2 separate regions of the Homo sapiens genome follow, and region 2 is linked to region 1. Evidence: read pairs that join two places in POLR2A ChIA-PET (ENCODE). Cell type or tissue: GM12878. All regions are shown on one strand. Links, peaks and the distances in the headings refer to the core of each region. The heading gives the core; the rest is flanking DNA.

The links. Peaks named below come from ENCODE experiments on the same cell type or tissue, not always from the same donor. Only the 100,000 strongest peaks of a DNase experiment are listed, where the experiment ranks them.
Region 2: POLR2A ChIA-PET joins it to region 1 with 5 read pairs; 10 of 35 experiments call an interaction of 5 or more read pairs at or near these places.

The regions. Positions count from the first base shown.
Region 1 is chr4:152,515,904-152,532,593 of GRCh38, reverse strand. The region is part of intron 2 of FBXW7 (F-box and WD repeat domain containing 7); the gene reads left to right. Among named protein-coding and RNA genes, the nearest start is that of FBXW7, 12 kb to the left of the region's middle. RefSeq lists a silencer at 16,439-16,657. In GM12878, for the core only: no CTCF peak of the experiment used is centred there; no DNase peak of the experiment used is centred there; H3K4me3 peaks cover 4,538 bases; H3K27ac peaks cover 5,000 bases.
Region 2 is chr4:152,437,778-152,454,467 of GRCh38, reverse strand. The region is part of intron 2 of FBXW7 (F-box and WD repeat domain containing 7); the gene reads left to right. Among named protein-coding and RNA genes, the nearest start is that of MIR3140, 43 kb to the left of the region's middle. In GM12878, for the core only: no CTCF peak of the experiment used is centred there; no DNase peak of the experiment used is centred there.

The DNA of each region.
Region 1 (16,690 bases), core at 1,506-9,505:
CAAGTGGAGACACAATATTTAAGACTTTTGGAATTGAAAGGCATAAGGGACAGATAAAATTACGAAGCTGGTTTGAAGGGAATACAGATAGAGGTTGTTGAGTAGTGTTAGGGTCAGTTGTGTTTGTGTAGACACATGATTACAGTTCAAAGAAGCAACTGAGAAGAGTGTTCCTGAGAGTAATTTCAGATGACTGGGGAGAAATTACATTTTAGGTAAAAGCTGTATGCCTGGATTAGGATTTTGTTTTTCTAGGGAACCAACATTTTTATTATATCGTGGCTATCCAGGGCTATACAGAAGGAGGAGTGAAAAAGAAGATGCTTAGTGTGTTGAAAGTGGCTTCTTACAAAAAAGAGTTTAGAAATGGGACAGTAGACTTTGCTTTGGATGTGAAATTTTAGGGCAACAATTGGATACTGGTGCAGTTTCAAAACAGCAAAATAGTTTAGCAGGTAATATACTGAAAATGTAAAGTTGGAATTATTTTCAAAGTATTTAGGTTTCCCAGAGTACTGATGGAAAGTGAAGAGCTGAAAAGTGGGTATTTTTAGTTAGGGGGAAAATCTGAATGAATGAGACACTACCTAAAATAGATGTTTTAGAAGTGGATAAGAGTTGAAGTTAAAAAGGAATGAGCAGGCTTTAAACATGGCCACCAGTTTAGTCCCAGGGTATATTATTCTGTATTTTTGAAACAAGCTAAAATTTTTTTTTTTTTTTAAATAGGGTATATAGGTCCCTTGAGATTAAGTTCAGAAGAGTATACTTAATAATAATTTCATTGTTAAGGAATTTATAAATAGAAGGACAGATTTGTTTCCTCAAATTCATGTTTTAAAGTTCACTGTGCATTATTATCCTACGTTTGGTCTTGATATGACGAAGTGAGGCCAAAAATAGCTGACAGAGAAGGCTGCTTCCCTTGTTCACAGTTGGTGTGTGTCTTTGTGTCCCATACAATGGAGGGGATATCCCTGTGTAGGCACAGTAGTGCTGAACATGCTTTTTTTTTTTTTTTCCTTTTAAACTTTTTATTAAAAAAAAGCAACTTGGCATTTAAAAAAATGTAGACATTTTTGCGGCTTGCATTTAGTATTGACTTTAACAGGATTAAGGATTGTGAGGAAGGAAATATATATTCACACTTTTTTGTGTTCCTTAGTTGGAATTCTGCACCTTCCTAGTAGCTTCTCTGACTTCTTAACAGTGATTATTCAAATGGCAGAAACTCTGGGGAAGAGATGTTTCAACAAGGAGATAGGTCTAAGGTGATTCTAGGGTGAAAATATAGGGATTGGATTATATGCCATATGGAGGCCTTCTCTTGTCATCCTCCACTTTCCACAACATTTTTTGTGCAGTCGAAGCCATGTTCAGATGAATTTTAGAAGGCAGCCACTTATAGTTAATGTTATTTACTAGTGAGGACAGTGGGAAGAGTGGTAACTTCATGTACTTTGCCTTGGCAACTTTTGGATTGATAGGGAATTAGAGAGCCTTGAGGGTATATGTTTGTGTGTGTGTGTGTGTTTTAGCACCCACCAGATGACCCCAAAGGCCATGCATAGGCTCATTTCATTGTACTTTGGAGATGGTTCTTGGAGAAGTCTTCTGGTGCTTCTGACATCTCATTGTGTAGAGAAAGAGTTGGCAAACTATTTTTGTAAAGGGCCAGTTAGTAAATATTTTAGGTTTTACAGGCCACATGATCTGTCACAACTTTCAATTCTGTTCTTATAGTGTGAAAGCAGCTGTAGACAACAAGGAAGTGAATGAATGTTGCCGTGCTCCAATTGGCCCATAGGCCGAAGTTTTTGGACTCCTGGTATAGACAACTGCCAAATCCACCAACAAACAGTATGAGCTTTATTACACTACAAAGCCAGGACTGGCTATTTTTGGTGGTCTTTGTTTTCTAGATGAGATGTTTTTCTCTGAGTTCATTTAAAATGATTCTGCATAAAGCACATACTCTACTGTACAAAATACTTTTGCCTTCATGGTGATGAAAACTATGGATTGAGGGTCGGGGTGATACCATCTTTAAAGGGATGCAGCTAAAAAGTAGGGACTACCTGCATTTCTTATCTAAAGATAACCACAGTTGGCATTTAGTGATATACTGGCTTTGTATCATGGCCAAAAGTATCTGTAAAGAAGCTTGTGGGCATACTTTTGAAACCTTCTGAAAATAAATGTAAAGCATTTACTTCGTGTGTAAAATTAGAAGTGTCTATGGTTGGTTTGAATAATATGAGTCAAATTATAAGAGCATTAAAGTTTGATACTGCTATCTATTAAAGTCTTAATCTCTTGCAGTGGCTAATTCAGTGTGTAGAATTACACATCGCAATTTTTGTTTTGTTAATTTCAAGTACTAGTGTATATTAACAAATCACTTAAATCATTTAAATGTGTACTTTAAAAAGCTTTGATGTATATACATATATATACGTATATATATATATGTACACGTATATATATACACGTGTGTGTGTGTGTGTGTGTGTGTGTGTGTGTATTTTTTTTTTTTTTGTGACGGGGTCTCATTCTGTCACCCAGGCTGGAGTGCTGTGGTGTGATCTCAGCTCACTGCAACCTCCACCTCCTGGGCTCAAGTCATCCTCCTACCTCAGCCTCTCGAGTGGCTGGGATCACAGGCATGCGCCACCATGCCCGACTAATTTTTTTGTATTTTTGATAGAGATGGGTAACAACTTTTGGATTGATAGGGAATTAGAGAGCCTCGAGGGTATATGTGTGTGTGTTTTAGCACCCACCAGGTAACCCCAAAGGCCATGCATCATGTTGCCCAGGCTGGTCTCTTAACTCCTGAGCTCAGGTAATCCATCTACCTCGACCTCCCTCAGTGCTGGGATTGCAGGCGTGAGCCACCACACCTGGCCAGCATTGCTATATTTTTAAGAGTGAATCTTTCTCACATGTGTTGTTCAGAAAGTGTAATTCACTTTGTGCAATTTTACATTACAGTTAATATTAAAATATTTGTTTCATATGTCAGCAGATACCAACATTGGATGATGGTATATTTAGTTTCATAAATCCTATTTATTTTAGGATTCCCTTGTTTATGGCAGGGGTGGAGATTACTCTTGCAATAATGATCACTTTTTAGTTAGTTTGAAACCTGCTTTTAGTTTATATGTAGTATTTCTACATATTGTTACTTAAATTGAACTAACAATTTACTTTTTAATTTTTCTTCTTCCTTTTAAAAAAAGAGTATATAATCTGACAATGTTAGTACATCTTTTAGAAGGTCACTATAAAGTTGCTTTCCCTATTTATTTGGAAAGGATTATTTCCTTATTATTTTAAAAAATCTTTTAATTTTTGTCTTTTCAAGTAATTTTATCATTGTCCCAAGCCTAAGGATGAGTGGCAATTTAAAAGACACAAGGTGTGCATCTTCTATCTGCAAATACTCCAAACAGAAATTATTCCAGTTTGTTGATACTTTGAGTGGACCAGGGAAAAATGTGTATGTTTTTAGTGTAACTGAATTGTCATTACAAAAAGATGAGTAAAGTTGCTGTTAAATAATGAATTCTTGCTGTTAATTTGTCCTGTTCTTAGACTTTCCCCCATTAAGTATAATGGGGGAAAATGTACACACACACACACACACACAAAGTATGTATGTGTAGATATACCTAGCGTATTGTGCTAGATGTTCATTTCTGCATGACTGCTCTGGAATTTAGGCAATATTAAAAGACCTTACAAAATATTTTTAATATCACTTAATATCCTGTTTTATGTCTTAATGTACTTTTATGTTTTTGCTGCTTTCTGATGATACCTCCTTGGTACTTCCTCATGATACCTTTCACAGTATGTTTAAATGGAATGTATTTTCTCAAAGTACGTGACATTTTCTGAACACTATGGGATATATATCTTCTAGTAATTATATTTTTACATGCAAGTATCTTTAAAAATTTCTTCCTATTACAACTTAAGAATTGTGAAACATTTGAGGGAGCATCTGCAGTTTGAGCACTTGATCTGGATATTGGAATGACAAACTTAACATTTAACTAAATTTTTCTGAGGTGTTCTTTTACAATTTTTGAGTTAACACTTGATTTCTGTAAAGCAGAAGGCTTATAAGAAGAAAATATGAGAGCCAGTGTTCGTCTTGTATTATCCTGCCATGCACGTAGTTGAAAATCAGAAACAAACAGAAATGCACAAGAGACCTTATTGCTTGAGTATCTTCTGCTCTTCCCCCATCAGACCTAAGGGACAGCTAGTGGATCAGTCAGATACTGTGCAGTTTCTGTTGCTATGCTGTGTCACCTTTGCCCTTTCTTTCTATCTGGAAGATAGCTACTGGAAATCTGGCTGTAAGAAAGAGATAGCATGTTTTTTTCCTCTCTCTCTCTGTGTGTTTCTGTCTGTCTGTGTACCTGTACCTAGTGTATTGTGTTAGATGTTCATTTCTGCATGACTGCTCTGGAATTTAGGAAATATTAAAAGACTACAAAATATTTTTAATATTATTTAGCCTTTTCTCTGAGAGGATCACATCCTCTGGCTTTGGCGTTTTCATCTCACAGCATCTTAAACGAACCCGTCAATGTTTATTATCAGTTCCAAATGTGAAGTCTCAAGGCAAATTGTTGGTTTGTTTTTGGAAGAATGTATGTGTGTGTGTATATATATGTGTGTGTGTGTGTGTGTGTGTGTGTGTGTGTGTGTATATAATTTTTAAATTTTTAACAAAAATTCCTGATCTAGTCAATGCTTATGAGAGTGTGTGTGGTTTGTATAAAATTATTTTTTTTAGAGACAGGGTTGCTTGTTGTCACCAGGCTGGAGGGCAGTGGTGTGATCCTTGCTCACTGCAGCCGTGACCCCCTGGGCTCAAGTGATCTTCCCACCTTAGCCTCCTGAGTAGCTGAGTAGCTGGGACTATAGGTGTGTACTGCCACACCCTGCAAATTTAAAAAAAAAATTCTGTAAAGACAGGGTCTCACTATATTGCCCAGGCTGGTTCTCAAACTCCAGGACTCAAGCAGTCCTCCTGAAATGGCCTCCCAAAGTGTTGAGATTACAGGCTGGGGCCACAGTGCCCGGTCAGAGTGTGTGTATTTTTTAACAGCCTTTTAGGATTGCATGCTTTTTAGGGGGGTGAATGAGGGGTAATATACCTTTGCATGACATTCTCTAGGTCTGAGAAGGAGTTGCTTCACTAAAAGTGTAATTTATAATTACCAAATGGTTGAAAACAGGTCTACCTGGAGTCAGCAACAGGCAGCTAGTTTACTTCTCATTTACGTAATAAAATACATTCATAATATGCATTCAGTAATTCATAATTCAATAATTTCTTGGCTTCATGGCCTTGGACAAGCTATTTATTATCCTTTTAATTTTGGTGGCATCACCTGTTGATGGAGGAAAACGTGTCCTTTACATGGTGGTTGTTAGGATTAAATGAGATAATATAAAGCATGCAAAGCTCTTAATCCAGTGCCTGGCATATAGCATTTGACCCATCAGTGTTAATTTATTAAGTTAAAGTTGTTTTAAAGTGTGTTGTAGATAGAAGATTTAAATCAGGCCTTATATTAAGCCCAACATTTAAATTCAACACTTGAGTTTGACAAATAATACTGAAGTAATTCTGTGTTTTCAGAAACATCTAAAACTTCATTAACATTTTATTAAAAACTGAAGAAATGACAGAACTGTTGGGCTTTTTTTTAATAGAAAAGAAAGACTGATTTGAACATAACTGGAATTTGAATTTAGTTTCAAAGATCTCAGTAGTGCATGGACCAGAAAAGAATCCGTTTTTGAATAGTTAGTGATTATGATAGTGACTGTGGTTTAAATTGCCCATTTAGAAATAGCAGGATCTAATTCAGTTATCAGCCTTTTTAGTTGCCCATCTCTTTAACCCCTGGAAATAAAAAGCTTTAAAAAATCATTAAGAAGTTGAACGGAAATTTTATCTGTGTCATTTACATCTCAAATTAAGATCGAAATAATTTTGTTTACATGATTCTATTTTAACTACTTAATTTTAGTTTTTGTTTTTTCCTGAAATTATTAGTATGTGGGTTTTAAAAATTCCTTTTTTTGTGTGCTTAATATTTGTTAAATACAAGATTGGTTTTCAGAAATACCTTTTCTTCGAGTAGGGCATAATCAGTGTTTTATTGGCCAATACAATAAATAAATGCTTCTTGATTGTTTTTGTATTTGGAAAGAAATTCTATGTTGAGAACAGTTTTGGTATGCTTTCCTTCATTGGCTGTTTATTGAATAGAACTGTATATTTAAGGTATATGAAAAAAATCTAAGCTAGAAAAAAAGACTGAGATACATTCTTGGAAGAAAATACTTGCAAACTATGCATCTGACAAAGGTCTATTGTCCAACGTCTATAAGAACTTAAATTTACAAGAGAAAAACGACCCCATTAAAAAGTGGACAAAGGACGTGAATAGACACTTCTCAGAAGAAGACTTACATGTGGCCAACAAGCAAAGAAAGCTCAATATTACTCATTAGAGAAACGCAAATCAAAACCACAATGAGATACCATCTCAGACTATTCAGAGTGGCTACTATAAAAAGTCAAAAAATAACAGATGCTAGTGAAGTTGTGGAGAAAAGGGAACACTTATATACTGTTGGTGGGAGTGTAAATTAGTTCAACCATTGTGGAAATCAGTATCGCGATTCCTTAAAGAGCTAACAGCAGAACTACCATTCCACCCAGCAATCCCATTACTAATGGGTATATACCCAGAAGAATATAATTCATTCTACCATAAAGACACATGCACACGCGTGTTCCTTACAGCACTAATCACAATAGCAAAGATGTGGAATCAATCTAAATGCCCATCAGTGACAGATTGGATAAAGAAAATGTGGTACATACACACCATGGGATACTGTGCAGCCATAAAAAAGAAGGAGATCATGTCTTTTGTGGGAGTATGGATGAAGCTGGAGGCTATTATCCGTAGCACACTAATGCAGGAACAGAAAACCAAGTACCGCGTGTTCTCACTTATAAGTGGGAGCTAAATGGTAAGAACTTATGAACAAAATGAATAGACACTGGGGTCTACTTGAGGGGGAGGGTTGGAGGAGGGAGAAGAGCAGAAAAGATAACTATTGGGTACTGGGTTTAATACCTGGTTGTTGAAATAATAAGTACAGCACACCCTCGTGACATGTGTTTACCTATGAAACCTTTACATGTACCCCGAAACCTAAAATAAAAGTTTAAAAAATATATTCTTTAGCACTGATTATCTTGCTAGCTGTGACTTCTCCTTTTAAGGAAAGTTTGCTTTAGATTTTGGTGTAAATGTAGAAATTAGATGGGTTTATCTGCTAGTGGCTCTCTAGTTAGATGATTAATGAATATTCTAGTTTAAAAAATTTCAGCATTTTAAATACTTTTCTTTATTGGTAACGATTTGGATTATGCTTCTAGGGATCTTTACATTTCATAGTTTTTCAAAAAAGACTTTATAATGAGTTCCTGGATGGGAAGAAGAGCATGTTCTCTCTAGTTTATTTGATTTCTTCCTGATTATTATGTATGTAATACTGGAAGGTTGTGTAAATAAATATTTGGGTTGTAAGTTTTCTTTTGCATGATTGGTGGTCTCTTAATTGACTGCTGTGTGAATTTGATAGTATAAACTAGAATGCTTATACAGTGAGTGGGGAAGCCTTTTTCTACTGAGTGTTATGCAGGTGGATTTTTCCCCCCTGCGGATAAATACTAAACTTTTATATTACCAGATTTAGACATTTAGACAGGAAACAAAATTTCCTTTTTTTTAAAATAAATGAGCGGGAGAAGAGAGTGGGGTTGTACAGAGGTGGGGAGAGAGGCAGTAAAGGAGGGAGGAAAGAAGAGGCAGATATCAGGGAGAGTGGCTCCGGAAGTTTTGAGTTCAGTCTTAGTCAGAGGTCACACCCTGTTATTTCTTTGGGTTGTGGACATGAGGTGTTACCACTTGTTATCTGTCACCCTTTGAAATGATGATTAGATTATTGGTTTTTATTCATAGCTTTTCAACATTTGGGTTCTTTAAACCATTGAAGGTTTAGTTTGTATGGGATAATCAGTGTTATTTTAGGGTGGGAAAATTTCCACCATACCTGCTAGGAGAAGGGGATGGCCAAAGAGTTTTTGACTTACAGAGGAGTTTTTTTGTTCTGTTGTTTTTTCCTCATTGACTCTATTTCGCTAGCTTTGTCTGAGAGGGGTGCTTATAATTCTATATGTGACATAGTAGCTGAGAGGCAAGCTTTGGAGTTGATAGACCCAGGTTCCAGCTCTGCTGCTTTGTGATTTCAGGCAAGTTATTTATTCCATGTGTGTTTCTTTTAAAACTGGGATGATAATAATAGTACCTGTTTCCCTTATAGAGTAATTAAGAGGATTGAGTGAGATAATGCATGTAAGCCTTTAGCACAGTGTCTGCCTAAGTTAGCATCCAGTAAATGTTAGCTGCTGCAATAATAAGAAATATTATAGTATTAAGTTATTGTTATTTCTGTGAGGGTGCTGGTTTTCTGAATGCTGAGACATTGGTGATCTTTGCTCCTGAACGTGTTACTATTTGGAATACTGCCTTTATTCAGCAGCAGATTCAGTTCAGATTTACTGAACACCTACTATGCCAGGAATTGATCTAAATAAGCAAAACAAAAATCCTGCTCTCTTGAAACTTACTTTCTGGTTAGGAGAGACAAAATACACAAAACAAAATAGATGATGTGTCACTCAGGAAATTTGGTTGTTGGACTTTGTCTAAGCTTTCATTAACCAACCCTAGCAGTCTTAACCTTTACATACTTTTTGATTGTTCCTGTTGCTGTGCTTGAGAGTGTTTGGAGGTAGGGGCACCCTAAAAGCGTATCATAGACTAGCTTTATTGTCTCCAGCTTCAGCTTGATCCTAATTTTAAGGCAGCCTTAAATGATAGTTTTCATCATTTCCTTGACTTACTACTTAAATTGGCTATCTCAAAACTTTCAGTCCCCAAAACTTGTATTTCACATCATTCAGAGAGATGTTGCTCCTCCCCAGCTGCTCCTCTTTTGCTCTTCTATGCCATTTTCTTAAGAGGAGGGGATACTAGAAGCATCTTTTTAGATTTATTTTCTGACTAGTCTAACTGTATACTTTTCTTTCTCATATTTTGTGTTTTCTACCCTTTATTTATTGTTAACTGATACATTTAATTTGCTTATTTTCTTTAAAATATGTGTTTTTTTTGGTCTCTCCAATTAAATTGTGAAAGTTTTTAGGTCAGGGACCACTTTTCTATTTTGACCTTGAGCTTACTCTCTTGAAAAAAAGATAATACCACCCAGGGATGTTGTGAGACCTCAAAGAGATAATGTGTGAAAGGGGTCCTGGAGCCAGATCCTTAATAAATGTTAGTTTCTTCTTTGAACCACTCTAGTTGCTGAAACTGCTGTGCATATAATCAGTGCTTAAAAAATGCTTGTTAATTTATCTTGAATTGAGTTTGTGAACTTTCAATTGTCACTTGGTGGTAGTTTTAGTTTTTAGTGCTAGATAAGATTCAAAATACTACTTTTCAAGTGTCAGATGATAAATGCTGGGTCATTAGTGGTAGAGCTCAACAGTGATTAGGAGCAGGAACTTGAGCCATCATTGTTTGGGTTCAAGTACAGGCTACCACACTTACTGGTTGTATGACCTTTGGCAAGTTGTTTAACCTCCCTCGGTTTCTTTATCTGTAAGGAGGGGAAAATGATATCTACCCACCTCATGGTTACTTCTTTGTTAGTATTAAACGAAGTAAATGAGAAGCTCGAAACAGTGCTTAGTATATAACAATCTATAACAGGGTCCCCAGGGGACATTTGGCACTATTTGGTGATGTTTCTGATGGTCATTTGGGGGAGTGGGGAGAGGGAAGGGTGCTACTGGTATCTCGTGGGTAGAGGTTAGGTATAAACAAGGTATAGGACAGCATCCACAACAAAAAAATTACCTGGTCCAGAATGCCAGCCCTGCCAAGCAACATTGGGAAACCCAGCTTAGTTCCTTTGTATAAGGTACTTTGCCAGTTAGATTCTGTATACATGCTGATTATTGATAAAGATGAGTCACAGACATGGATAGGCTTCATTTAACATTCATTTTAAAAGACAGACATGTAAGAAGGTTAGTAGGTTTCATTTCTTTTTAAGGTTACAGGGAAAGTACTCCAAAATTAATCTAAAAGTCCTTACACTTTTTTCAGAAACTGAGAAAAGGTTCCAGATGAATTTTACTAATTTAATTTTTTTATGACGAGCTATTCATGTAAAAGTGTATTATGAATAGAGGGCTTATGAGATATGAGTGCCGTAGTGTGTATTCATAAAGTCAAACGTACACTTAAAAAACAAGTATCAAGGTAAATGGAATGATCTATTGGGGGAAACCTTGGAGCTCTCTCTCTTTCCATATGTTTTATTACTCACCAAGTCAAGGGCTCTTTAACTTAGGATCTTGTTTTTCTGTGTACACTTTTCCTGTTTACTGTTTAAAATTGGACCCTTACTAAAAATACAGAAAATTAGCTGGGCATGGTGGCGTGCACCTGTAATTTCAGCTACTGGGGAGGCTGAGGTAGGGAGAATCGCTTGAACCAGGGAGACGGAGGTTGCAGTGAGCTGAGATCGCGCCATTGCACTCCAGCCTGGGTGACAGGGCGAGACTCAGTCTCAAAAAAAAAAAAAAAAAAAAAAAAAAATTGGACCCTTACCATTCCTTGTCCATTTCAGGAGCCTCTTAATTGCCTTGCTTCTGTTCTTTCTCTGTATTCCCACTTGAATTGACTCTTCTTTGCTGGGATCCCTTTGGGATCCCTTCTAGTCCAGATCCAATCTACCCTTCAGAGCTCCTTCCACCGTCCCCTTATTTCTGGGAGAGAATTCAGCCTTAATACCCTAAGGATGGAATTTGAATGTACTGACTTTTCTGCTATTTACAGGGTTGTGTATTATCTTTGGAAGAATTGGGAAGTCATATCATTTTCTGTATGTTGTGGTTCAGGTGACTTGTTTCACTTGTATCCAAACACTGGTTGTGTGTCCATGTATATACAGCATGTATGTACTTTAATGTCTATTTGTATGTGTGTGTACATGTATATTCTTTCATGTATATTTGTCTCTACACCTTGCTGTTTCCTCTGCTTGGAATATTCTTTTCTTTTCATCTGGGAAACATTTGTCTCTTCAGACCCTACTTAAATATTGATCTCCTAGGAAGTGTGTCCTGATTAATATAACTAGAATTAGTTATTTTTTTCCACTGGTTACCCACAGTATCTCTGTGGCTTTTATAGCACTTAACATCCTTATTTGTATTTTTCTTTTCTACTGATCTCTCAGTTCTTTGAGGGCAAGAGTCTTGTCTTAGTCAACACCTGCTCCCCCAAGTACCTAACATTCCTGCCACATTGTAGACATATAGTATGTTAACAAATGAATGGGAGAGACAAAAAACTGGAAAGCTTTTAAATAAGTTCTATGGGGGTTGGCAGGAGGGGAGACCACACATTATCTTGTCACCTTTGTTTCCAAGTGCTTAGTGTTGTGCTTGCCCATAGGTGTTCAGCAAATATTTGTTGAATGAATTAGAAGCAAATCCCAGGAGCTGATAAAATTTTCATGTGAACTTTTTTCTTCTGCATTTCTAGAAAGCATATCCTAGAAGTAAAGTAGCTTAGATATTTTGGAACATCTTATTCTTAAAGTCGACCTTCCTATTTTTGACTCAGTAGTGAAACTTTGATCCAATGGATACTTCCTGAATAGTGCTTTTGGCTGATTCCTTTTTCACAACATAGGTCCGTTCTGGTGTTGAGTTTGTTGGAAAGATGAATATGTAGTATCATTTTTACATCATGGAGGAGCCATCATTAAGTAACAGTGTTAAATAAGGACTGGTCCCCTTTGCACATTTGGGCCCAAATTAAGTGAGTATGTACTCTTAAGTATGGGTAATGATTGAGGCTATTGAGGTGTAGGAAAGAAAGAGGACAACTGGAGGTGAAGAAGTGACCTACTAGATCTCTTTTGCTTTTGGTAATGATTGATTTTTTTTTTTTTTTTTTTTGAGACGGAGTCTCGCTCTGTCGCCCAGGCCGGACTGCGGACTGCAGTGGCGCAATCTCGGCTCACTGCAAGCTCCGCTTCCCGGGTTCACGCCATTCTCCTGCCTCAGCCTCCCCAGTAGCTGGGACTACAGGCGCCCGCCACCGCGCCCGGCTAATTTTTTGTATTTTTAGTAGAGACGGGGTTTCACCTTGTTAGCCAGGATGGTCTCGATCTCCTGACCTCATGATCCACCCGCCTCGGCCTCCCAAAGTGCTGGGATTACAGGCGTGAGCCACCGCGCCCGGCCGGTAATGATTGATTTTTTACCCCCAGTTATTTTTAAAGAATTGGCAAGGAAGGAGAGGGGTATGAATCTAGAAGATAAGAATGTAGATTTTGTAATTCATGATCATTATTATTACCATGTATTGAATGTTTACTGTATGTCAGGAACTGTCCTAAGGATTTTTACAACCGTTATTTAACTTAGTCCTCACAGCAGTTCATATGAAATAGCTACTGATGTTTTATGGCAAAGGAAACAAATTCAGAGAAATTTCCAAGAACACATCGGAATTTTGACTTGCAGAACTGGGATTCAAATCTAGATCTGTCATACTCCATGGTCTATGCTTTTAATCATGCATGCTGTCTCTTAAGTTTTTATTGAAAATGGAAAGTTGTACTGACATAGGAGGGGAAAATGATAGAAAATCATCCTATTGGAAGGCAGATTAACAGACTCGTGAAGAAGCAATTCCCAGTTTTATGTCATTATACAAAATAATTGTGAAATTGAAGTCCGTCATTTGAATTGATTTGCATTAACCCTCATTTTTTAGTCTTGCTCTTGGAATCATCATCAGGACAGGTGTCCCAGATATGTTAGCAGTAGAATAAATTTATCTAGGCAAAATCTGTCTAAGATTATGGAGAAAACTGATTTTATATGTGAAATGTGTTGTTGAGTGAGAGTTAAATCTTTTGAAGGAGATTATTTCAGGATGAGCCTCAAATACATTATTTAGGATTTGAAAACCTATGGTTTAGCAGAAAATCTGAGAATCAACATTTGTTAGTCTCTTGGGTATAAATTGCTTAAGTCAGTGGGTATCTGATTATTCTTTCTTTCTTTCTTTATTTATTTATTTATTTATTTTTGAGACAGAGTCTCACTCTGTAGCCCAGGCTGGAGTGCAGTGGTGTGATCTTGGCTCACTGCAAGCTCTGCCTCCCGGATTCACGCCATTCTCCTCCCTCAGCCTCCTGAGTAGCTGGGACTACAGGCGCCCACCGCTACGCCCTGCTAATTTTTTGTATTTTTAGTAGAGACGGGGTTTCACCGTGTTAGCCAGGATGGTCTCGATCTCCTGACCTCGTGATCCACCCACCTTCACCTCTCAAAATGCTGGGATTACAGGCATGAGCCACCACGCCTGGCTTCCCTTATGTAATTTCTTAAACTATTTTTGTTTGCTGATTTGGTGTTTGTAATTTAAAAAAAATTTATTTTTTCTTCTTTTACATACTTTGTAGAACTATTCCCTACCCAGTGAGTTTATTTATAGATATTTCATATTTAATTAATACTGTGAGAACATAGTTTTTATATCTGTATTTTTGTTTTTTCATTAGGATATTTAAAATAATTTTTGTAATTCTGTTACCTTAAAAAGAGCTAAACTTAGATGTTGGCCTTTAAAAATGTTTTGTGAAAGATTTTCTCTTGGTTCCATTTAAAATACTGTATTTGTAACTATAGTTAAATACATTTGAACTTTGCCCTTTTCAGAAATTTTAATTATATGCCTTTATAAAATTTTATCAAAAGTTACATGCAAATACTAAGTATAGAGTGCTGAAGCTGAGCGTGATGGCTTATGCCTATAATCCCAGTTACTCGAGAGGCTGAGGCAAAAGGATTGCTTTAGGCCGGGAGTTGGAGACCAGCCTGGGCATCATGGCAAAACCTTGTCTCTACAAAAATAAAATAAATTAGCTGGGTGTGGTGGTGTGCACCTGTAGTCCTAGTTACTTGGGAGGCTGAGGTGGGAGGATGGTTTTGAGCGTAGTAGTTCAAGACTGTAGTGAGCCAAGATCCTGCCACTATACTTTAGCCTGGGTGAGAGAGCAAGACCCTGTTTCAAATATATAAATAAATAAAATAGTAGGCTGGGTGCAGTGGCTCATGGCTGTAATCCCAGCACATTGGGAGTCCAAGGCGGGTGGATCACTTGAGGCCAGGAGTTCCAGACCAGCCTGGCTGGCATGGTGAAACCCTGTCTCTACTAAAAATAGAAAAATTAGCTGGGTGTGGTGGTGCGTGCCTGTAATCCCAGCTACTCTGGAGGCTGAGGCAGGAGAATTGCTTGAACCCGGGTGGTGGAGGTTGCATTGAGCTGAGATTGCACCATTGCACTCCAGCCTGGGCGACACAGCGAGACTTTGTCTTGAAGAAAAAAAGAAAAAAATAAGTATTGAGTGCTGAATGATGTTCTATAAAAGATTAAAAATGCCTAAGTGGAACTAAATTCTGGTAAATAGAATTTAGGGGTTGGGGTAGAAAGAATCAGATAAGTACTTCAAGATTTTCAGACTTTAAGTCTAAGGCTCATTAGTATCCTCTGACATAATCTACTACAGGTTTCCTTTCTTAGAAGTGAATGTTAATATGGCACCACTATACAAATAATATCGATATCGGTATTTGAGTGTTTATTATGTGACAGGCACTGTTCTGTGTCCTTCATGTGTATTACCTCATCCAGTCCTCACGATAGCTCTATGAGGTAAGTGTTGTTAATATCCCTATTTTATAGCTGAAAATTTGGCATAGAGAAGTTAAACATGGTCAAGGTCCCACCTTTAGTTAATAGTGGAGCTGGGATTGTTTCCAGGCAGTCTGGCTCTAGAGCCTGGGACCTTAATCTTTATTCTATACTGTCTGTGTCATCTGTAAATTTATTTCTTATATATTATTTATAGAACAGTGCCTGGCACACAATAAGAGCCATAGAAGTACTGGCTATTTTCATTGGCATTTAATTATATATGAGGTTGGCAGAGCATGCATTATTATTCCATTTGTTTATTTATACTATTAATTAGATAGTAGACTTTATTCAGATTTCTGTGTTTCCTTTTTTTAAATAGTCGAGTTTACCGAAGTTCTTAGAAACTGGATGATTGCCTCCAATAATGTGGCCATGCTAGATCTCAAAATTAACTTTTTTAAAAAAACCACCCCTCCAACTTTATTTACACTTCCTTAGAAATGGATAAAGACCAAGATTGGGCTTCTGTTTTGATATGTCATTGGTTTAGAAAGGCAGAAACAGCCTGGCACGGTAGCTCATGCGTATAATCCTAGCACTTTGGGAGGCTGAGGCGAGTGGATCGCTTGAGCTCAGGAGTTCGAGACCAGCTGGACAACATGGCGAAACCATCTCTACTGAACATACAAAAATTAGCTGGGTGTAGTGGCACTTGCCTGTAGTCCCAGCTACTTGGGAGGCTGAGGCAGGAGGATTGCTTGAACCCAGGAGGTCGAGGCTGCAGTGAGCCAAGATGGTGCTACTGCAGTCCAGCCTGGGTGACAAAATAAGACCCTGTCTCAAAAACAAACAAAAAAAGCGGAAACAACCATACTAAGTTTACAGTATTGTTTGTGTGCCTACTTGGTGGAAGAAATAAATTCTTAGAAGTTACACTTTCTTTAAAAAATTAAAAATTAAAAACTGTGCAGTGTTGAGATTAGTATTACCGCTTATCTTGCTGACTTGTGAAATTGAATTACATCACTTATAATAATGTGAAGTTTTAGAAATTGTTTTGATGATAAAGAGTAGCAGCCTTTAAGAGAAATAATATAAACCATGTTTCCTCAAATCTAAATGGTCATCTGTATGGTATTAGTTTTCCATCGCTCTACAGAAGCAGTCCCCAGCCTTTTTGGCACCAGGGACCATTTTTGTGGAAGACAGTTTTTCCGTGGATGCGGGGAAGGAGAGGCAGTGGGGAATGGTTTGGGATGAATCATCAGGCATTAGGTTCTCTTAAGGAGCACCTAACCTAGATGCCTTGCATGCACAGTTCACAATAGTGTTTGTGCTCCTATGAGACTCTAATGCCACAGCTGATCTGACAGGAGGCGGAGCTCAGGCGATAATACTCCACCTGCAGCTCACCTCCTGCTGTGCGGCCGGGTTTCTAACAGGCCACGGACCAGTACCAGTTGTGGACCCCTGCTCTACAGCAAATTAACACAAATTTAGCAGCTTATCTTACAGTTTCTATTGGTCAGGAATTTGGGTATGGTTTAGCTGGGTCTTTCCTCAGGTTCTCACTAGGCTGAAATTAAGGAATCAGCCGGGGCTCCTATCTCTTCTGAGGCTCTGGGTTCTCCTCCAGGCTCACCGGTTGTGGGAAGAGTTCAATTCCTTGTTCTTGTAGATCTGATGTCCCTGTTTGCTTGCTGGCTGTCAGCCAGGGACCACTTTGAGCTCCTTAGAGGCCCACCCCCGCCACCATGTTCTTGCCATGTGGCCAAGTTATT
Region 2 (16,690 bases), core at 3,109-11,108, 80 kb after region 1:
ATTTCTATTCAGGTTGGAATTTGGAATAGTCATTATCAAAAGTTATTTGTAGGCAAAAGAAAACAAAAAGAAAAAAGTTATCTGTAGGAAATATTGGAGACTGGGGTACAAGGTAAGTGACACAGTGAAGAAGCACAGACAATTTCAGAATATGAGACACCTAACATGGTTTCTGCAAGGTATTGGCGTGGAAAAAAAAAAAAAAGGGGGGGGGGGCTTAGAGAGTTACTCTCCAGTAAAAGAGATATAAGAAGCAGTACTATAGTTATATACAAAGGGTAGTTCTTTGGATTCTGTTTAGATCAAATTAACTAGAAAATACATTTTTAAAATAAGATGGGGAATTTGAATATTGACTGGTATTACTTAATATCGTGGAAATATACTTATTTTGAATGTGTATAGTGACTTTGTGAGTATGAAAGGCAGTGGCCAAATTATTTAGTGATACATAATGATGTATATGGATGAGGGAAGTAATGACGTGATGTCTGGAATTTACTTTAAAATACCTTGGAAAAAATGAATAAAAGATAGATAAAGCAATATTGCTAATATTTCAGTACCTGTTAAATATAGGTGACAGTATATATATAGAGGTTCATTATACTCCTTTCTCCACGTTTTGAAAAATTTCATTTAAAAATTCAAAAAAATTCTAAAAAATATTTTTTCTTTTAGAAACTAACACATGCTGAAAAAATTCAAATTTTGTTCACTGACCACGTTTTTGCTGCCACCACTCTTTCAACATTTAAAAAATGTTCTTAAATCTTTAAAAATTCGATTTACATTTTCATTAAGAAAATGAGGCATTTGCTGGCCATTTCATCCTTCCTCTTGTATTTTTTCTCCTTACCTGCTGCCACCGTTTACTAGAAAAATATTTCTCTTGTTTTTTCTGTACCTTCTCCTTGAAATATAAAAGTTCAGTGAAGGCAGGAGAGATTTTAGCCCGTTTTTGTATGGCTGCATCTTCCTTATCCATACCTGCATAGCATGTGGTAGGTGCTGAGTAAATATTTGAATGACTGAATGGGTGACTGAATAGACTGAATGAACCAGAGTTGTAGAAGACATGGGGTGACGTGGGGTTTGGCTAAGGACAGAACCAAGGAGAACCCCTTTGAAAATTCACTCTGTGGGATTTACAGGGGAAAATGTGGGCTACTACATAAGAAATTAAGATAAGAAATCATCTTTCCTGTTTGACTGTAAAGCCTTAATATTTCAAGCATTTAACATATTCTCAGCATAAATAATTAAGTTTTTTTCTTCTTTTTTCTGAAACAGTCTCACTCTGTTGCCCAGGCTGGAGTGCAATGGTGCGATCTTGGCTCACTGCAACCTCCGCCTCCCAGGTTCAAGTGATTCTCCTGCCTCAGCCTCCCGAGTAGCTGGGATTACAGGCATGTGCCACCACGCCTGGCTAATTTTTTGTATTTTTAGTTGAGACGGGGGTTTCACCATGTTGGCCAGGCTGGTCTCAAACTCCTGACCTCAGGAACCCACCTGCCTCAGCCTCCCAGAGTGGTGGGATTACAGGCGTGAGCCACTGCGCCTGGCCAGTAATTAAGTTTTTATACTGTAAGTTCTCTAATTGTCTTTAATGTATTCTTGAAAGTGTTTTCCTCCTAATTTATTTATTACTGCAAGGCAATCCGTTCTTGAGGTTCTATTTAAAGTTTATGTATTTCTTCTCAGGAAAAAAAATTACTTAAAACTAGTGGTTTGTACAGTCAAGATGAGTTTTAGAAGCTGTTCTTATAATTTCTTTTTATGTTAAACATATATAATGTCACATTTCCCTTTTCCTAACAACTGATCTTCTTTCTTTTTCAACGTGTATTTATAAGCTAGATTTTTAAATTTTGCTCCAGGGACTGCTGTAGTTGTTCTACTACTTAAAAAAAGAAAGATGTTAGTATTGAACACTATTCTGAGACACAGCTGATAACAATTGTGCTCAACAATGAAGATGGCTAAAAATTGGGTTTTAAAAATAACAGTGAAAATTCAGAAGCATTTTATACTTGCTATTCTAAAGTGAGTATTTTTCTAATCTCTGCTTTAAAATTACTGAAGTCCTTTTAATGACCAACGCTGTATTTTAAGGAAAAAATGTGAGCAAAGATTTTTAGTGATTCTAAATTTGTTTTGCTCTCTGGATCTCTTTAAACTTTTAAAAATTATTGAAGACCCCAAAAAGCTTTGACTTATGTGGGTTATCTCTCTTGATATTTACCCTGTTAGAAAATAAAGCTGAGAAGTTTAAATAGTTTTCATTTATTAAATTTATTTAAAAATAACAGCTAATTACATGTTTACACAATTAACAAAGTCTGGCTTACAGGAAGACAGTTGGATGCTCATATCTGCTTTTGCATTCAGTTTGTTAGGATATTACATGCTCTATACTCTGACAAAAACTTTACTTTGTGTATACTCAAGAGACAGAGTAAAAAACATAAGTAACATCTTAGTATTATAGAAATAATTTTGATCTTAGAAACTCCATGTAAGTGTCTCAGGAACTCCCAGGGTTCATATTTTGAAAATTGCTGGAGTCATCTCTCAGAGGCTATGTGTGACAAATGGTGTTTTTAAATGAAACAATAATTTTTAAAATATAGTGTCAATTGGCTAAGTTTTTATTTGATACTTTTTTTTTCTTTTTTTTTTTTGAGACAGGGTCTTGCTCTGTCGTCCAAGCTGGAGTGCGGTCACAGCTCACTGCAGCCTCCACCTCCTGGGCTCAAGTGATCTTCCCACTTTAGCTTCCCAAGTAGGAAGTAGGTGGGACTACAGGCAAGTGCCACCATGCCTCAGTAATTTTTGTATGTTTTGTGGAGACAGGGTTTACCATGTTGCCCAGGCTGCTCTCATACTCCTGGGCTCAAGCAGTCTACTTGCACCCAACTCAGCATCCCAGAGTTCTGGGAGCCGGATTCTTATTTGATACATTTTTACCTTTAGGGGAACTATAAAAATTAGCTTATGCTTATTTATGCAAATAAATTTGAGCATTGAGGAAGGATGTCTCTTGTTCAGGGTTGTGTTTGTAGATTTCACATCTTTTAGACTACCATTTAAGAGAAGTGATCACCTTGTATCTTAAGGAAATGAAAATCATTTGATAGAAATGGATTGTTAAATATTTTTAAAACAAGTTTTGACAGTTACTTGCAATTAAAGGGGAAAGCAACTTTAAAATGCATTAGTTAATTGAAGAAATACTCAAGATCCTTAATTGTTGTTAGTGAGCAAGTATTAATGTTCTTTCCTCTTTGAAAACGTATCTGTACCTAGACAAAGTTAATTATAAACTTTTTCATAAACAATATTATGCTTCTTTTTCTTCTAATTTTTAAACCTTATCTTTGTTGGTTTGCCTTCCAGCTCCATCTATCTGCAACCTAAGAATCAACAATACTATACATCAAATTAGCTGATGTGGAAGGAAAATGATAAATAATGAAAATACGTCATATTGCTTATACTCTAAGTTATAATTAATATAAGATCCAAGGGATATTGGTGTGGGGGACGAGGAGGAAGGAACATTGCAAGTCAAGCTATTTCACAAGTATTCTATACCTTTGAATCTTTTATTTCATAGTTTTCTTTAGAAACAATAGTGATGCAGACTGAATAGCTAGTAAGATAACTTTCATTAATAGCAGTATGGCAGGGATTTTTAATTGATGCTTGTTGGTAATATTAGACACATGATTTATTTATAGGCTTTTAATTAGAAAACTAATACAAATATCAAATTGTTATGGACAGGTTATACATTTTTTGGCAACACAAATCCTACCAGGTTTTAATGCCTGGTACTTGTTTTTACATTAGTATGTGGTATTAATTTTTTCATTACTACTCTTAGCTTCCCTAGCTTACCCATTTGCTAGGAGTACATAGCAGCACTAGGACATTTTTCGCTAACGTGGCTGGCATGCATCTGAAAGTGTGACAGAGCAGGGGTATAGCTAGATTTTAGAAGTTCTTTTGCTCATTTAAGAAACTTAAACTTCAGATTTGATAGTACTTCAGATTCTACATAATGTGCTCTTTCGATGAATAGCTGTGTAGCAGCAGCACAGGAAAAGCAGAGTTCTTGGCAATACCCAGTTCAATTGCATCTGCAGATGAGGATTTAAAATTCTGTGCAGCAGACAGTACCTCCAGCAGGCGAGTAAAAGGTTACTGCATTATTTTTCTTGTTTGTTACCATAGCCTTTATCTACCAAAGGATTTTTAAAAAATTGAATGTGAAGTGCATGCCTGTTTTTAGATATTCTGGAAATTGATTTAAGTATAACATGAATATCAAAAGGGCAGTGCAAGGTGAAGGCAGAGGCAGTGCTGGATCTTTTTAGCTTTAAACCAGGGAAGAAATTGAGCATGTTACATACACAAAGAAGAAACCTTTCAGTGTCACAGACAATGGGAAGTTTTAAAATACGTATTTTAATTCAAGGTGTTTATTATTTAGTTTTAGACTATCTTCCCCAAAAAGGGTGCTCTTACATTAGCAATCATTGGTCTATGAATGTTCATTTAAGTTACAGTAATTTGAAGTATGATTATTTGTGAAGACTATAAAGTATTTGTATTAATGCGACCCTCCCTTGTCCTGGAAATTGTAATGTGGATTAATTACATTGTATAAACAAATACCTTTGTGCATTATTGGCAAAGGTAGAATGCTTAAGTATAAAAGGTATAGTATAGCTAGCATACTTAATATTGTTGCTTATGTTTTCAGGGTGGTTTGTGGTTTTTAAAATAATCTTTTAAATAAAATGCAGACAAGTAAGTGGGAGAAAATTCAGTATCAAAACAATGAGGTTTTTGATGGCTTTTTACTTGTGGTCAGTACCTACCTATATAGCCATATGTCCTTTTTTCTCATTAAAACTCTTCTAACATTTATGATAGCAGGAGCCTCCTTGGATTATCCAGCTTGTTTATTACATCATTATCTGCACCAGTATTTTTGCTATAGATTTTTATTGTTCATTACTTCTCAAGTCTACATAAAGTATCCAGAGGGAATTTTTGCTTGTATATTTTATTCAGTTACCCTCCTACCCTCTTCCATCAGTCCTCAAAGATTTGTATTAGCTACTGTCTACATTTTGTTTATTTAAAAAATACTTAGGCCTATATTTTTGTATTGTAGATTGAATAATAAGATTGAAAACAATTCTGTAAATTAATCTATAGTATAGAAGTAAAATTTGTTGATTATTCTTACTGTGAGTATTTGGCAGGCTTCTTGAATTGTAGAGTCATAAAAGGTCAGCAGTTCTGATTGGTAAGTTAAAGAATCCATCCAGTAATTTGCTCCCTGTTGTTTCTCAAAGCAATGCAGCAGCAGTTCTTTTCCAGATATTAAACGGTTCTTGAACAGTGTGTGTGGAGACGGGGAGGGGTGGAGCTCATTCCTGTTGGTTGTTGAAATCGTGTGCATTTACAGAGGGAACAGGTTGGATAGGCTGAGCTGAAGGAGTAGGCAAACAGATCTAAACTGATGGAAGACAGAAAGTGGTTAGTATAATTTTGGGGTGTCTTGAGTTTGCTCCTTTGTTAAGTACTTGGGCTTTAATATAAAACAATTTAAAATATTAAAGCACCTTACCTTCTTTCTAAAGAGTAGCTGGGAGACTTCTGTTTTAATATCCAGTTTTTCTTGGCGATGAGTTTGTGGCTGGCATCTTCTGTAGCAAAGCTGTTGTTTTATTCTTTTTTAGTAGTGTTTCTTTCAGCCAGAGAGCTGCAGAATGAGGCAGTTTGACAATTTTGAGTATATATGTGACATCACCAGTTCTGATTTTTTAAGTCAAATTCTCATCTAATGAGCAAGTCAATGTGTGGCTGTGGCTGCAGCATTATTTCTTCTTTAATGAAGAGGTTGAGCCGTTCGACCTGCTGCTCCGATTTGTTCTCTTGTAGCCATACATCAGACCAGTTGCAGAGATTATCCATCGAATGTCCCAGGCAACCAAAGGTAACTACATAGATTTATTTCAAATAAAAATATGCAATGAAAATGGATGCATTATGACTAAGACCAAATGATTAAAAATAAAAGACCAATTAAAGATGTTCTTAGCAGTTTTCTTGACCTTGCAGTAGATATCCAATATCATTTTGTCATCATCAGATTGTGTAGCAATGGAAATGCACTGCAGTAATTGATTTTGTAATAGGATCAGGTGATTTACTAGCTGCACTGACAACCACTTGCTTGCTTGCTCTGAGCTGTGGAGCACTCTAATGGATGTTGTGATTTCAGCCTGGAGTTTATGTGAGACTGCCGGCCACTTAAAGCAGCAGCACTTATTTTAAAGATTAGATTAGTTTTTCTTTCTTGTTTTCTTCGTTTCAAGTTTTGTGAGTAGCCTCAGTAACTTTATGGTTAAGTTGTATGCCTTCATGAAATTTTAGAGATTATATATTATTTCATTCATCAATTCATAGTCTTTCTGCTCCATATTCCTAGCTAAATATCAACATATTCTGGTATTGACCATGAGAGCATATCTCTAAAATATGAGAGTTATTGGTAACTATGCTGTGTTATCTAAATGAAGTGGAATATTCCTCACATTCGTAGATTTCATTAGCTTCAGACTCTAGCTGTAATTAGAATGATGGTAAGGTTCTTGATCTCTTGAGTTGTACTGCAGTTGTTTTGCATCCTTTTTTGGTCTTTTACTTTCTTAGTGGTTTCATGGGTAAGGCACCATTTAGGAAATATGAGTTGTATTACTTCTAAGGGATACTGATGAGGATATATAAAGCTATTTTAAAGTAGTGTTTAAGGATATAGCAAATTAAAAATCTAATATCAAGTATTATAAATTTCAAAGTGATTATTTTAAAATAATTTTTGTTTTCCTTTTCTATGCCTTTTAAACAAATAATTGGTTCAAATATAGAAGTGTAGGAATATTGCTAACTGTAAAATAGAACTACTGTCATAGAAACTCAGATGCTGTCAAAGACTTTGATTACTTAAAAGTTTTGCTGATGGTGTTAGATTAGAAAAGAAACTCTCTTCCACTCCCTTCCTCACCAATACCTCTACCTCATGTAAAGTGTTTTATACAGACTCCACCACATAAAAATACTGAATTCTTTATCATTCCCTGTTTCTGTTCTTGCCATGATAGAGACACCATTTCTCTCAACCACATCTAAAAACATTTACAAAAATTAAATAAGATTAACAATTTACTGTAGTAGAAACGGGGCATAAAATTGTCATCACATGTGGTATTCAAATCACCATGTTAAGAGAACTTTCCTTTTTGATGTACTCAAATAGTCACTTGTAGTGTTTGAAGCCTTAGTGTTTCTAGAAAGTTGAAAATATTATCTGTGCTAGTCTGCACATTTCCTTTAATTCAGATACTTTAAACATTAATTATGGAAAATTGAAAATAATTTAAACACTAGTATTTGTAATCTTTTATTATTCAACAGGTAAAAAGTTTATAGACTCTCTTGACTTCCAAGAAAAAAACCCTTCTGTGAACACTGATGAACATAAGCATGTTAATATCATTTAGGATTCGGTCAAGGATGTGTCTGAATTTCATATATATTGAAAATGTTTAATGATGGGCCACCAGCAAATTAATCATGGATATGTTTTACTGGAGTGCCGTCTATGACAGCTTCTTTTCATGATGGGTTCAGCAAATAGGAAACGAGGAAGTAAACACCAGAGTGTTGACTACTTTTTATAAAAGTTAGAAAGATAACTATGATTGGTCTGTGATTAGACAGTATTTTATGTAAAATAAATGGGCAGCGTGAAGTTCTAGCCTCAGTGGAGCTGCCTTTTCTAAAGAGCCCTGGATCGAGCATTAAAAGAGTTGGATTTAATTTGGCTCTGCCATTAATCTATTTGATAACCTTGATCAAATTATGTATGAACATTTTAAAGTCCCTTAAACATGCTCTTAAAATGTCCATTAAAAAGATTTCAATTTACCCTTACCAGTGGGAAGTATTAGAATACTTGACCTTGAAGCTATAGAAGTTAGAGTTAGGAAGAAGGATGAAGTTTCTTAAAGAATCAAGTTGTAGGTGATGTTAAAACCTCTCCTTTCACTTTTTATGTCTTTTTTTGGGGGGGTGGGTGGGTAACATGTTTTTGCTAAGAATACTGTTTTATCTCTTTGATATCCAATATTTCCTAAGTAGGATAGTAATTCTGGAAATTATCCTAGTGGTTAATAGAATAGACCTGGGATTAAAATCTGGTGCTGCCAATTTTTTCTAGACTTTCTAACAAAGATAATGTCATTAGGGAGTTTATTCAGTACCTAGGATATTTTTTAGTAAACACGTTTTAAGAAGGTTGGCCATTATGTTATTGGTGCTTTCTTCCTGTATGGCCTATTAGATAAGCGCTGTGCAGTCATCTTTGTTGCCTAGGCAAAATGGTTTGTAGGTTCATTGATTGAACTCTTACTTTGGACCAAGTGCTGTACTAAGCACTTTGGTTTTTTTTTTTTTTTTTTTTTTTTTTTTTTTTAAAGACAGAGTCTTGCTGTGTCACCCAGGTTGGAGTACAGTGGCGCGATCTTGGCTCACTGCAACCTCTGCCTCCTAGGTTCAAGTGATTATCCTGCCTCAGCCTCCCAAGTAGCTGGGATTACAGGCACCTGCCACCACACCCAGCTAATTTTTTTGTATGTTTAATAGAGATGGGGTTCTGCCATGTTGCCCAGGCTGATCTCTAACTCCTGGCCTCAAGTGATCTGCCCCGCTTGGCCTCCCAAGGTGTTGGGATTACAGGTGTGAGCCACTGTGCCTGGCCTGTACTAAGCACTTCTATGTTAATTATGTCATTTATGAGAAAGACTCTAATGATTATTTTTAAAGATGAGAGAACTGAAGCTCAGAGAGGTTCTACAACTCCTAAAAATCACACAACTGGGAAATAGCAGAACCAATGTCAAAACTTTAGGCATCAGCCTGCTGCTCAAAGGAAGTGCTCATTGAAGCGCTTCGGATTTTGAAATTTCTGATAAGTATAATGCAAATATTTTTTAAAAATCCCAAATCTGAAACATTTCTGGTTCCAAGCATTTCAGATAAGAGATACTCAGTTTGTATTTGTACTTTCAATTAAGCTGTGAGTGTAGAGATGAAGCCAAATTTCATCTGAAGATGTAATATAAATGATTACCTAATTTTTTTAGTCTTGAATAAGAAATGATTTGTTCACCTCTTACTCAGCAATAATTCGTAGGAAAAATTATTCATATAAAGCATATTTGTACTATTTGGAGTAATGTTTTCCAAAGTGTGGTTCAGGGCTGGGCACGGTGGCTCACATTGGTAATCCTAGCGCTTTGGGAGGTAGAGGCAGATGGGTCGCTTGAGTCGAGAAGTTTGAGACCAGCCTGGGACACGTGGCAAAACCTCATCTCTACAAAAAATACAAGAAAATTAGCCAGGTGTGGTGGCATGTGCCTGTAGTCACAGCCATGTAGGAGGATCATCTGAGTCTGGCAGGTCGAGACTGCAGTGAGCTGAGCTATTATTGTGCCACTGCAGTCCAGCCTGGACAGCAGAGTGAGACCCTGTCTCAAACAAAGAAAGTATGGTTCAGGAATCACTTGTATCTATCACTTTGGATGGTGGTTAAAAGTACCAGTTTACATCAGGGCACATTGAAAGAATCACCGGAATGGGATCCAGAGATCTTTGTTTTTAAATAAGCCTCTCACATGATTCTTGGTTATACCAAATTGTTACAACCAATGATATTGAGAATGTTTTCCTGTTTTACCTTGTTTCTATGCCTTGCAGCTTTTCCTTTAAGAATTTGTTTACAAACCATAGATGGTTTGTAAAATTATCCTTCTGACTTATGGTGAAATGTAAATTGGTTCTTTTGTGGTACTCATTTTAGGAACTTGTTTAGGATTAAAAGTATTCATAAACTTTGACTCAGAAAACCTACTTCTAGGAATTATAGAGATAATTCCTAAGGAGATACTCAGATTCGCAGGAAGACTTAGGCACAAGGATGTTCGTACCATTATCATCTATAATGGTGAAAAACTGGAAACAACTCAATTTCAAACATCAGATAAATGGTTTGTTTTTTATATCCATTTGTTTGGACTAACCATCCAGCCATAAAATGTTATATGGGGAAGATTTTGTAAGACATAGGAAAGTGCTCATGATTTAATGTAAAGTCTCGAAGAATATAAAATTATGGTCATACATATATGTACATATAGTGCATATGGTCTTAGGTTAAATCATATGAAATTACCGTTTTTGTAGGTCAAGAGTAGTAGAATATCAGCATTTTCATGTAGTGTAACCTAACATGGCACCCATTTTTAAAGCACATGTTTGTAGAGAAGCACATGTTTGTAGAGAAGCACATGTTTGTAGAGAACGCTTTGTAGAGAAGGAGCTGGAAGGAAATACAGCAAATTTATAAAGTGATTATCTCTGGATGATGATATTATGGATAATTTGAAATATTTCATCTTTACATGTCTTATGTTTTCAAATTTTCTACTATACCTTAGACTCAACCTTTGAAATAGGACAAAGTAAATTAATAAAACAGGGAACAGTTGCAAACTTTCTCTGAAAAACATTAAAATTTTTTAGAAGATTGTAAATCCTTTAAGCTAGTATAAGGACCCCTTTATACTAATATTCTTAACTCTTGTATTAATTATTGAGTGTGTTTATGCAAATGGATCATATATGCCTTTACCTACCCACCCAGCAAATTTTGATTGGATTTTAATCTGCAGTAGAAAGTGTCTTTCAAAAGAAGAGAAAAAAATCAATTTTCAAAGTTTTTAAAAAGAATTGGGTTCTTAAAAGACCGCCAACTATATGCAGGAGTCAGTTGGGTAGCCACGTTAAGCACAAAGCCCTGTTTTAGGCTGTGTGGTTTTGATTTTTAATTGTAATTTAACTGATCGATAAAACTCTGTAGATTAAAATTAGTAATTTGTGTATTTATTTTAAAATATTACTGTATTTTTTTGAAAGGAAAATGTTTCTCCCACTTTCATACACTTTAATCGTTTAATTTTAAAGAAATAGCTTAATTAAAGTAACAGCTACCATATTCTGGTTATCTGCCATACACCAGGTTTTGGGTGCTTTAATATGTTTTTTGTTTTGTTTTGTTTTTTTGAGAAGGAGTTTCACTCTTGTTGCCCAGGCTGGAGTGCAATGGTGCGATTTCGGCTCACCACAACCTCCGCCTCCCGGGTTCAAGTGATACTCCGGCCTCTGCCTCCCGAGTAGCTGGGATTACAGGCATGCACCACCACGCCCGGCTAATTTTGTATTTTTAGTAGAGACAGGGCTTCTCCGTGTTGGTCAAGCTGGTCTTGAACTCCCAACCTCAGGTTATCCGCCTGCCTCGGCCTCCCAAAGTGGTGGGATTACAGGCATGAGCCACCGCGCCTGGCCTTGGGTGCTTTAATATGTTACTTCTTTCAATCTTCACCTAGAATGTATTAATTAGATATGAGCTTTGTTTTAGCGTTGAGGAGGCACTGAAACTATTATAAGCTTTCCTGAGATCATATTAAGTGGTGGATCTAGGTTTTTACCTCAGTAATGTCTAACTTAAAGACCCATGTTCTTATCCCTGATACTGTCCTTGTTGGTCTGTCTGAAACTTTTAAGTGTTCATAACTTGGGAAACAAAACTGTTGTATAAGCCTTCCTAATTCAGACTGTCAAAGTGTAGAGCAAAGTATATAATGAGTCATTATTGCTGATTTTTATTCAACTATTTGTTACCTGTCCTTTAATCTGGTCAGTACATGTGTACTGGCATTTAACGATCGCCTGCTAATAGCTAACCTCTTGTGTAAACCACTGGAAATACTAAAACAGAGAAGCCAAAAATTACTTCCTTGGAGTTTACAGTCCTAATGAGAGAGACAGACAACAAAATAGTTACAAGGTATTTCAGAACATAGGTATGGAATAGAACCTGTTGGAACAGAAAGTTTTTAAACTAATAATGTTTGGGAGTAGTGGTGAAGAGTTACTTGGGAAGCCATCTTGGAAGAGGTGAATTTAGAAGGAGCCATAGATTTCGTTTTTGCTACCAGCCTAGGAATTTACATTTTAATACAAGAACCCCTGCCTCCAGAGTGATCTGTAATTCTACTGAAGTTTGAGAACCACCACTGTAGATTGTAGTTGATGCTACGAGAAAGCATATAATACCCTGAGGAAGCTGTGTGGAGTGGGAAATGAGAAGTTGGAAACCTCAGAGCAACAACATTGCTTTGATAAGTAGGGGAAGTTATATGATAGTTACGATTAATATATTATAAGCAATATCTTTTAGTGCCTAGAAGTAAGATTGGAAATGTCTTGAATTTTGTATAAGATCACAAAACTTACAGGAAGAATATCAAAATTCCGATTGAGGTTACTTTTTTCTGGGAGGGATGGTGAAATGTTATTCTTTACCCTACAATGTGTGATTAAGAGTGAATAAAAATCGTGTTAACCTTTTAAAGATAATGTTTAAGAAACAGGTTTAATTTTTAAAAGAAAAGTGAGCATAGGAGCAAAGTTTTGTAACATATTCTGCTTCTATATAGGAAATTAATTCCTAAATTTTGGAAATGACTAGTTGAAAGTAATAGCAGTCTATCCTCCAAAGAGAGCTTTTTAAAATTTATTTTTTAGAATCAGACCTGGGTTAACTTTTAGATATAATTTGGCATAACCAGCAAGTCATTGGTTATTCAAAAATAAAGATTGGAAATAATTGCCATATAGTCTTGGCTCTTTGCGTATTTTGTGATACTGATTGTTGCTTCCTCCTTTACTTCCATTTTATTATTAGAGCTTCATTAAGAGTGAATTGAAAAGAAAACTGAATTTTATTATTTTAAAAATCTGAATAGTTGGATTGGGGCAACTTTCTTCCTATTTATGAGACTTCACTCATTTATGTTGGTCTTATATTGACATTAAAGAATCAGTGTCATATACTGGTGAATATTAACAAAGAGACAAGATTAAGATTAAAGAAATTGAACCTTTAAGCAGGAGGCGTGTGACTAATGGAGCAAATTTCTGAAAGGCTTAGGGGTAGAGAAAATCAAAGCTACTGATGGTATTAATAGTCTTAGAAATGATGGAGATTACATTTTTCCTCTCAGAGACAGGCGACAAAGAAGGGAGGAGTAAAGAAACAAAACCTTTGAGATTGAGATATCACAAGTTGATAGGTACACAGCTCTCTGAAAGCTTCAGTCATCTCAATAAGGAGAGGAACATACTTAGCCATATAAGTTCGAGTTGCTGAATATACATTCTATGTAGGTAGGTCTGTGTAATTTTGATACGTATTTTCTGTTTATCACAGTGGAAATTGTTCTTGATCAATGTTTTTATTTCAATAAGAAAGATATATTGCCGCTTCCATCTTAAAATTTCTACATAGAAGAGACATGACGCTTAGTGAACGTTATTGAAAAAAAAAAACCGTATAAACTTAAGCAATGAAGAAAGAGAAACAGTGTTTCAGAATGTTACAGTATTGAACCTGAATTGGTAGAGAGAATAGAAAGTGGTGTGAACAGTCAGGGTCCAAATGACATTCTATATAAAGCATATAGGACATGATTTGGAGCAGGGAGTGGGATGGGGAATGCTTAGATTACATCTCTTTACTAGATGGGTGTACTTGTTCTGTGCAAGGTACCATTTTCTCCCCTTTTTTGTTAGCTCATATATCCCTTCCCAGTTTTGAAGAGTGCTCCACTGGTATTTATAACTTTAGTGATTTGACATTTCAGGATATACCTGTTTCAGAAAATCATAAGAAGTTTTAAAAATGCCTTGATGTAAAACAAAATTTCAGGTAAACTTAAATATTTTAAGTTTTTAATAATTTGTGTTACCAAAATTAAATTTTGGTTAGAGTTTGACATTCCTAAGTGATAGAATCATCTTAAACACATGTTGTCAACAGAAATTTGAATGCTGAAGTCAATTTTTGTTATTGTTATTGTTCTGCTTAGTGAAGAAATGTATCCTCTCTAACCAGGGACAGTATGTACTGCTTTCTCCTTAATACTTTGAGATTTTCATAAAGAAAATAATTTCAAAGGTGTTGTGCTGCAAGCTAAAGAGATTATTTCTAAAGGAAGAATTTGTCATTCTAATGGTTGTCATCTTCCTTGTGGCATTATTATAAAATTAAGAAACTGAAAAAAAATTTTTTTAGAAGACATAGTATATACCAGAATTTAAATTTAGTTTGGCATAAGAGGCCACATATTCTACCTATGCTATTACAGTCTGTATTTGTTATTGCCTAATTTTGACTCATTTTGAATATCTCACTCCAGTCCTTTTTATTAGTATTTCTTAAAACAAAAATGGGCAATATGTTGGATTGACTGAAAATAATTTTTAAGTGTTTAGTAGCAATAAAATTTAATCTTTTAGTGCAGATTGGTTTACCCCATAACAGCACATATGGAAGAAGTAAAGCCAGGTCTGTATGAAGCAGGAGGTGACATTGGACTTTTTTTTTTTTTTTTTTTTTGTGACGGAGTCTTGCTCTGTCACCCAGGCTGGAGTGCAGTGGCACGATCTTGGCTCACTGCAAGCTCCACCTCCTGGGTTCACACCATTCTCCTGCCTCAGCCTCCTGAGTAGCTGGGACTACAGGTGCCTGCCACCACACCTGGCTAATTTTTTTGTATTTTTTAGTAGAGACGGGGTTTCACTGGGTTAGCCAGGATGTCTCAATCTCCTGACCTCGTGATCGGCCCGCCTCAGCCTCCCGAAGTGCTGGGATTACAGGCCTGAGCCACCGTGGACTTCTTTAAATAACCATAGTACAGGCAGTTACTTTTGTTATATAACAGTATAGTTGTCTCTGAAGAAAACCTGAAGCTCTGCAAAATCGGGCCCTGAAAATCGGTTTCTGAGTGGCTTGTTCCTGTGTAAACTTGTAATCTCTGTAGTAACGAAACCAGTACCCATTCTAATAAAAATATTATATAGCTAAATATTTACCCCAGTTAGTTCTAAGTTCTAGGATTTATGCTTTCTCCTTTGAAATGTAGGTCCTCGAGAACATTCATTTCTACTTATGATGAAATTGTGAAAACTAGTAAATCTGATCCAGGGTGTAGTTTTTATCAGTTGCCTCTCACCCCTTAAAAAAAAAAATTAACGTGGGAAAAATATTGTCATGGATTTTCTATCTGTACTCACAGCTTGACCAGATGGTTTTAACATTGTGGAATGCCTAGCAGTTTAAAGCCATTAACTAGCCTCTGGTTACCCTCTTCTGGATTTCTAGTTTTTTTCTTAAGGTCATCATGTATTGCTTAAGCTCTGTCTTTGTGAGAAAGCTTGTCCCTGCTGGCTTTAAAACTTTACTATGCTGGGGAAAATTTTGGACTAAAGTGACATTCACATTATACTGACCTCATCGCCCAAATGATGAATGAATGAACTAATGTACACTACAAGAACATGTCTTAATAGGAAAGTAGACTGTTGTCTGTAGTTGTCCCATTGTTTTATCATTGCTGCTACTATATTGACATGAAGTAGCAGTGGGTGTGCATGTTTGTATATTTTTTCTGTGCTGTTAAATAAGTCCACGCACATCTCCCATGTGGGTAGGGTAGTACTGGGTGATGGAGTAGGTTTACCAGTACCATTTGTCCCTTACTTTACTTGTATAGCTTTATGTTTTAAAATAGAGTGTTTTTGTTTTTTTGAGACAGAGTCTCAGTCTGTCACCCAGGCTCGAGTGCAGTGATGTAATCTCGGCTCACTGCAACTTTTGCCTCTGGGGTTCAAGTGATTCTCGTTCCTCAGCCTCCTGAGTAGCTGAGATTACAGGTGTGTGCCACTCCTGGCTAATTTTTATGTTTTTAGTAGAGACAGTGTTTCACCATGTTGGCCAAGTTGGTCTCGAACTCCTGACCTCAAGTGATCCACCTGGCTTGGCCTCCCAAAGTGCTGAGATTACAGGCATGAGCCACCGTGCCTGGCCACTTTTTGTTAGAATTAATACTTTGAAGATACCATGGATTTGGTTCTAGACCACTACAATTAAGCAAATATCATAATAAAGTTAGTCACAAGAATTTATTGTTTCCCCAGTGCATATAAAGTTATATTTACATGGCATTGTAGCCTATTAAGTATGCAATAGCATTCTGTCTAAAAAGTGTGCATACCTTAACTAAAAAATACTTTACTATTTATTTATTTATTGAGACAGTCTTGCTCTGTTGCCCAGGCTGGAGTGCAGTGGTATGGTATTGGCTCGCTGTAACCTCCGCCTCTCAGGTTCAAGCGATTCTCTTGCCTCTGCCTTCCAAGTAGCTGGGATTACAGGCACCCGCCACCACACCCGGCTAATTTTATATTTTTAGTAGAGACCGGGTTTCACCATGTTGGCCAGGCTGGTCTTGAACTCCTGACCTCAAGTGATCTGCCCACCTCTGCCTCCCAAAGTGCTGAGATTACAAGCGTGAGCCATCGCGCCTGGCTAAAAAATACTTGATTGCTAAAAAATGCTAACAATCACCTGAGCCTTCAGGGAGTCACGATCATTTTACTGCTGTAGTCTTGCCTCAGTGTTGATGGCTGCTGACTGATAGAGTGA